2 separate regions of the Homo sapiens genome follow, and region 2 is linked to region 1. The links are chromatin contacts, found by Hi-C or POLR2A ChIA-PET in ENCODE. All regions are on one chromosome and are shown on one strand. The core of a region is the stretch at or near the end of the contact, and the rest is flanking DNA. Distances in the headings are between cores, read along the strand shown.

Region 1 (3,585 bases), core at 751-3,250:
AACTTTGGGGAAAAAGTCCCTAATGGCAGTCAGTACTATCCAGGTTGCTGAGAAAGGAAAGGGAATGCCTCAGGCCCTGGCTGGAGCAGCCTCTCAGATACAAAGGAGAATAGTCTCGGGAGGTCCGTGTGTGGAAATGCGTAGAAACAATGGTAGCATGAGACTGTTAGGTTGAAAATTAATAAGGCTAATGATATGAAATCTGGCATACAAGTGAGTAGTGTCATTTTTGTTACGACTGTTATTTCTTTGTCAATAGATCACAAATTTAGTGTTAACATCTCATCTAATTTTTGTTTCTTGTAGTCTCAAACCATGAATTATGTGGGACAGCTGGCTGGGCAGGTGATTGTCACTGTGAAGGAACTCTACAAGGGCATTAACCAGGCCACCCTCTCTGGGTGCATTGATGTCATCGTGGTACAGCAGCAGGATGGCAGCTATCAGTGTTCACCTTTTCACGTTCGGTTTGGAAAGCTGGGAGTCCTGAGATCCAAAGAGAAAGTGGTGAGTGTCCTCAAGGAGAGGAAAAGTCATCCTGAGATTCAAAGAGAAAGTGAGTGAGTGTCCTCAAGGAGTAGAAAAGTCATCCTCTATGAATAAATCGCTATTGTGAGTTTTCTAGGCCTTTTTTTTTTTTTAACCTGAATGATGTTGAGACAATGTTACGAGAAGTCAACCTTTATGTATTGCTTTTGAAGTTACTTTGAAAACCACAAAGCTCGACTGCAGAAGTCTCTTCAAGGGAAAGGGAAACTGAAAATTATTATAATAATCTTACATGTTGCAACTCAGAAAAGCAAAACAGAAACTAGATGGGGGAACTTAGACATATTTAGAAAAAGAAAAATTTCCTTTACCTTATATAGTATTTTTAAATACTTAGGCTAATACCTTCATACTAATTGTAAATGGAATAGGTGGGTATAATCAAGAACACACACACACACACACACACACACACACACACACACACACACATTTTTGAGTCGGAGTCTCGCTTTGCTGTCCAGGCTGGAGTACAGCGGTGTGATCTTGGCTCACTGCAACCTCCGCCTCCCAGGTTCAAGCGATTCTCCTGCCTCAGCCTCCCAAGTGCCTGGGATTACAGGCACGTGCAACCATGCCCCCCTAATTTTTTGTATTTTTAGTAGAGACGGGGTTTCACCTTGTTGGCTAGGCTGGTCTCGAACTCCTGACCTCAAGTGATCCACCGGCTTCGGCCTCGGCCTCCCAAAGTTCTGGGATTACAGGTGTAGAGCCACCGCACCTGGCCATATTTTTTTTTTTAAAGGAAATTAATTAATGCCACATTTTGTTTGTTTTGACAAAGCTGTAAAAACTTTTGTAATCTAAATTCTGTTGTTGATACCAGGACTTGTCCCCATATTTGACTGAAATGCTAACCAACAGACCATAGGCTGGTTGACTTTTGTTTGTTTTAGGGAAGATTCATTCAGGAAGAAGATATTTGTGTAGGTTTTTCTTATCCTCTTCAGGTTATGGAGCAGCTGGAAGTTTTGCTAGTATATCTGATGTCAATCAAATTAGAAAACAGAGCTAGTAATAACACTTGGCAGGTACACAGATTTCTCTTTCTATTCTTGCCTCGCAGTATCTACTTAAATAACATAGAAAGGCTTTGTCAACATTTTAAAGCACAACAAAAGAGCCTCACCATTTTCTGGCACAGACCTAAAAGTATGTGGTAGAGGACCACTGGTGTAAGTCGAAAACATTTATTTTCAGCTTTTTGCTATTTTATATAGCTGAGCTTTAAATAGAAATTTCCCTCTATTTAATTAAACTTAAATGTTATTTTGAGAGTGAAAGAAAATGGATTTCACAAAACTAGATATTCTTTTTCTTTTTTTCCTCCAGGAAAAACATCTCATTTCTAGGTATTACAAAATCAGTTTCCACTGGAGAACCACATTTCAGGGTAGCAGGGCTTGTGTGGTCTGGCCTCTGTTCAGAGTCACCCTTTAGAAAGCAAAAGCAGTTGCAGTTTACTTAGGGACTTAGAAACTTTCCATTGCAAAACAGTGTTATTTAGCCATAGTTTAGGTTCTCTGAAATTTTTTCTTTCTTTGTGGTAACACCAATAGTACTTTCAGACTGGACCTGTTCTGGGGGAATTGGCAACAAACTGAAATTTCCCATTAGTTGTGTATGGATCTATTGTAAAACTGCTGATAAGGTATCATCATCATTATTTTTTTTTTTTGCTGAGATTGTTTTTTATCACATTGGATCAGTGTCTGGCCTTTCAAAATGGAACCTGAAGGCAGATGTATTTATAAGCATGTATGCATCTGTAAATGGTGACCAAGTAGATAAAACACCTTTTCCTGCTTGCTGTGTGCCTCTAATTTAGGAAATAATACAATTCCTGTGCAAAAGCTACACAATCGTTGTGTTACTATCTTGTCAAAACGTTGCATTTTTAATAGGAATGTACTCATGAGACACAGGAAAAGAGAATTTTTTTCCTCCTACTCCCTTAGTATCTCAGAAACCCAAAGAATATGTTTGGGAGGAAATTTGGCCATTTGATTTACCAAAACAGCTTTCCTGTGAGAAAACTGAAAAACTGTGAGAGTAAAACTGAAATCATGCCTACTTTGAGATACACTGGCAATTTGCATTAACTATTTGTCTTATTTTAAGTCAGTTTGGGTTAGGGAAAGCTGGCCATTGATGTGAAAGTAAGACCCCAAATTTTCAAATACGGGTGTACCTATGAAGTGAATTTGAAATCATGACCACCTTAAAACCACTGTTTAGAGAGATGTAGTATAATAATTTTCCCACTGCCATTGATACGTAATTGTTTGGTAGAACAGCAGTACTCCCAGTAAATTTAGTAACTTAGGAGTTTACTTTTAGAAGGTAAATGTGTACTTGATATTTTAAAATTTATTGATATCAGAAAAAGCTGATTACTTGATTATTTATAAAAGTTTTTTTTTCTTTTTTCTGTTTTTTTTTTTTGTTGTTTTTTTTTTTTTTTTGAGATGGAGTCTCGCTTTGTCGCCCAAGCTGGAGTGCAGTGGGGCGATCTCTGCTCACTGCAACTTCCGCCTCCCTGATTCAAGCGTTTCTCCTGCCTCAGCCTCCCGAGTAGCTGGGATTATAGGCGCGTGCTACCACGCCTGGCTGCTTTTTGTGTTTTTAGTAGAGATGGGGTTTCTCCATGTTGGCTAGGATTACCTGATCTCAGGTAATCCACCCGCCTTGGCCTCCCAAAGTGCTGGGATTACAGGTGTGAGCCACCACGCCTGGTCAGATTATTTATCAAAGTTAAATAACCCAGTGTATTAAAACTATTTTCATTGCTGATAACAGAAATTTACCCTCTACTAGCTTAGGCAAAAAAGCTTGCTGTCAGAATTCCCTTTTTCTTTCCCCACCTCTGCTCTCTGCTTCCACTTCTGTTTTCTCTCTAATGTAAAATGGCCACCAATACCTCCAGGCTCACAATCTGTTAACTCATCAATCCCAGTGGAGAGAGAGCTTCCTACAGAAGTATCAGTATTTAGTCTCCCTGTCAAAGGAACGGACATATCTCTGGGACCAGTTTCT
Region 2 (3,585 bases), core at 795-3,294, 170 kb before region 1:
TTTAAAACTTGTTTTCCTTTTAGATTCACTTGTCATGGATTAGTGACTGGTCAGAGTTATATTTTCCGGGTCAGAGCAGTCAATGCAGCTGGACTTAGTGAATATTCCCAGGATTCAGAAGCTATTGAAGTCAAAGCTGCTATTGGTAAGTTCCTTATGCATAACTGTATGGGGGAAAAATGGATTTTTCTATGTTAGAAAGGAAGATACCATCCTCTCCAGAAATTATTTAGCTTCCAATATTGCTGGATGATTGCATCCTTAGATGATCATTTTCTCTGACTCTAGGTGATGTCTAACCTTCCATAGCTGCCATTTTACAGACCTTCATCACTTATCCAGATTCTGTGCATCCATAGCCTTTTCATCTTCACGAACCCAAGTTTCCTCAGATATTTCACATTGTGTGAAACTCCATTCTAACTTCATGCTCATCCTGGGACTGTGAAGGGCCATTCCGATTCCATGAAGTGGTATATCACCCATAACACAGATCATCTTGTCCCTAAAAGCCATTTGGTCTATGCCAGAGCCTGGCTTGTTTTTGCTAACAGAACATTAACATGCTTCTTATAAACCCCTCTAAAATTCATGCAAGGCACATGTAATTGCTTAATCATATGTTTCATCTTTGCTTGCAAAGTAACCAACAGAATAAAACCAGTAATAAAGTAATTATATGTGTGTATGTGATGTACCTCCCAATCTTGGATAAAGTAGAAAAGGGACCCAGGTGGTTAGAAACAATACAAATAATATTTGTGGGCTGAGCACGGGGGCTTACACCTGTAATCCCAGCACTTTGGGAGGGAGAGGCAGGCAGATTGCTTGAGTCCAGGAGTTTGAGACCAACTTGGGCAACATAGTGAAATCCCATTTCTAAAAATAACAATAAAAAAAATTAGCCAGGCATGGTGGTGCATGTCTGTAGTCCCAGCTATTCAGAAGGCTGAGGCACGTGGATCACTTGAGTCCAAGAGTTCAAGGCTGCAGTGAACTATGATCTCACCACTGCACTCCACCCTGGACAACAAAGCAAGATCCTGTGTCTGAAATAAATAAATAAATAAAATAAAATTTATTATATAGTAACGCATGTTTTTTAAAAAGCTGATTTAATATTGATTGTCTTCAGTTAGCATCTCATATAGCTTTTTCATATTCCTTATAACATAGGGATCGGGCACAGTGGCTCACGCCTGTAATCCCAGCACTTTGGGAGGCTAAGGCGGGTGGATCACTTGAGGTCAGGAGTTTGAGATCAACCTGGCCTACATGGCTAAACCCTGTCTCTACTGAAAATACAAAAATTAGCCGGGTATGGTGGTGCATGCCTATAATCCCAGCTACTTAGGAGGCTGAGGCACGAGAATTGTTTGAACCCAGAAGGTGGAGGTTGCAGTGAGCCGAGATTGCGCCAGTGCACTCCAGCCTGGGGGACAGAGTGAGACTCCAAAAAAAAAAAAAAGAAGAAAGAAAACGAAGGAAGGAAGATTCCTTATAATGTGAACCATTCTAAACATGTCTCTTTGAGGTTGAGAGGTACAGACCATTACTATTGTAGTACTGCACATAATTCGAGGTGTTATAAAATTAGGATCTTTAATATGATGTCTCTTGTGCACTTTATAGTCCTTTTTTCATTCTGTTGAATAATAGGGCTTACATCTCTCAATATTTGTGTCTAAGATTTGCTTTTCCTTATATATACTAAAAGCCCTTTGGGTTCTGCAAATCGAAATGGTTCCTATTCTATCTTTGGCTTCTTTGTTCTCATTTCTTCTTTTTCCAGAATACGGGGAAGGTGAAATGTTCCTTGGCGTATATTGTGTGAAATGTAGTCTTTCCATATTTCTTGCAAATGTGAGCGATTTTCTTTAAGCCAAGACTGTTTTTGTTCTGCTTGTGGTCCTAATGTTTTTCTCTTTGTTCTATCCTATAAGAGCAGCTGATACTCTGTCCGGGCTCAATGCGTTTCTGTTGTTGTCTGGCAACTGTAGGGGGAGGAGTGTCTCCAGATGTGTGTCCCGCACTGAGCGATGAGCCTGGTGGACTAACCGCCTCCAGGGGGCGCGTGCATGAAGCCTCCCCGCCAACCTTCCAGAAAGATGCTTTGCTTGGCAGCAAACCTAACAAACCTTCACTACCCAGTAGCTCTCAAAACCTGGGCCAAACAGAAGTGAGTAAAGTAAGTGAAACAGTTCAGGAAGAGCTTACCCCGCCACCACAGAAAGCGGCTCCTCAGGGGAAAAGTAAGTCTGACCCCCTGAAAAAGAAGACAGACAGAGGTGAGAGTTGAGAAAGGGAAGCTGTTCCATCCGTCTCCATCACTGTCCTCACCTCTCATCGTCTACATCACATCCTTCATCCATGTTTGCTTTCATCAATGTCCATTCTTATTGTATGTGTTTTCAGCTAGCCATCTGAAATGTGTACTTTCATCTGATGACTTGGAAAAGTAATTGTCTATGGGTTTGGCTTGTACACATCATTTTGGGTGCTTAATGATGCTAGAATGTTTCAAGTAATTTGGTTATAGAGCCTTTCTTGGTTTGTCAGGCAGATACACCTCTGGCCTGATTTTGCTAAGAGAATTCGATGTGAGAGCAGGACTTGGTACTGCTAGCCTGTGTGAGGTCCTTTGAAATAGTCATGTTTGGAACATGTAGAGGAGAAAGATCTCACAAAGAAGGTGACATCGTACCAGGGTCATAGTTGTTACCTTCTTGCTCATCCTCAGATTATTAAGCGATTATTCACATTTAATTTAAATAGTTTGCAAGAAAAATCAACACTGGAAAATTAAATACTTTAAGTGAAAAAAGTATATAAAAAGATTAAAAATTTCTAAAATAATAATAATCTAAATAGCTACTTACCTACTACTTTTTGAAATGAAAAAAGAAAAGAAAAAAACAGCTATAAATATATCTTTGAGTTACCATGAAAAGTTTAAAAGTTAAAATTATAATCACATATAGCTATATTGTATGATATATGATCCTCATTCCCAGAAGTGATTTATTTAAGATGATTTATCAGTAGGCTAAGAATGATCTGATTAGGATATTTGGTACCTGTGGCTAATATATCCTAGGAGACATTGTTTTTCCTATCAAACAACAATGAACTGAAGCACATGTGCTGATAAATTTTTAAATGCCTCTCATCCAGTTCTTTTTTCTAACCCCACCCCAACTTCTATAACCTCCTCTGTTTTATGACACCTTTCTTTGTCCCTCAACTCGAGAGGAGATATTCATTTGAGAGCACATATTCAACAATGCTCTGAAATAGAGGGAGAGAGAGAAAGCTTTTTTAAAATGTGAGGAATAAAGGAGGTTGGTAAGTGGAGAAGAGATAAATGTATTTTATTTTAAAAGCCTTCATTCTTCTGATACTCTTTTTGGGTAAGAATGAGATAGTTTCTTTATCTCCTATAATCCAAATAAACATTCAGAAAATTCTCTTCGATGTTATTGCATATCTAGATGTATTTCTTTCCACCACTTCACCCCCTCTCTTCATTGAAAACTGTAATTTCAGTAGTTGAGTGAAAAGCTGATCAGCAAAGCCACATAAATG

The links. A loop is a pair of places that touch in the nucleus more often than their neighbours do. ChIA-PET counts read pairs that join two places held with the same protein, here RNA polymerase II (POLR2A). Pooled maps may share reads with other maps.
Region 2: a loop to region 1 is called in a pooled map, with 3 times the contacts of the local background. The contact joins two enhancer-like sites. A Hi-C loop is called at or near these places in 3 of 168 maps with a recorded cell type or tissue (PC-3, gastrocnemius medialis and heart right ventricle) and 8 of 50 pooled maps. POLR2A ChIA-PET finds 5 or more read pairs at or near these places in 5 of 52 experiments (IMR-90, T-cell, activated CD4-positive, alpha-beta T cell and 2 more).

Annotation. Positions count from the first base shown.
Region 1 is chr18:2,957,571-2,961,155 of GRCh38, reverse strand. LPIN2 (lipin 2) reads left to right here. Exons shown (of 20, transcript NM_001375808.2): 2 at 307-507. The coding sequence starts at 316. Among named protein-coding and RNA genes, the nearest start is that of LPIN2-AS2, 7.6 kb to the left of the region's middle. RefSeq lists enhancers at 739-838, 3,023-3,182. Within about 2 kb of position 2,000, at least 15 of the 41 ENCODE cell types and tissues checked have a DNase peak (open chromatin) inside an H3K27ac peak, as active enhancers do.
Region 2 is chr18:3,127,935-3,131,519 of GRCh38, reverse strand. MYOM1 (myomesin 1) reads left to right here. Exons shown (of 38, transcript NM_003803.4): 17 at 24-145; 18 at 2,001-2,288. Among named protein-coding and RNA genes, the nearest start is that of MYOM1, 90 kb to the left of the region's middle. Within about 2 kb of position 2,044, at least 2 of the 41 ENCODE cell types and tissues checked have a DNase peak (open chromatin) inside an H3K27ac peak, as active enhancers do.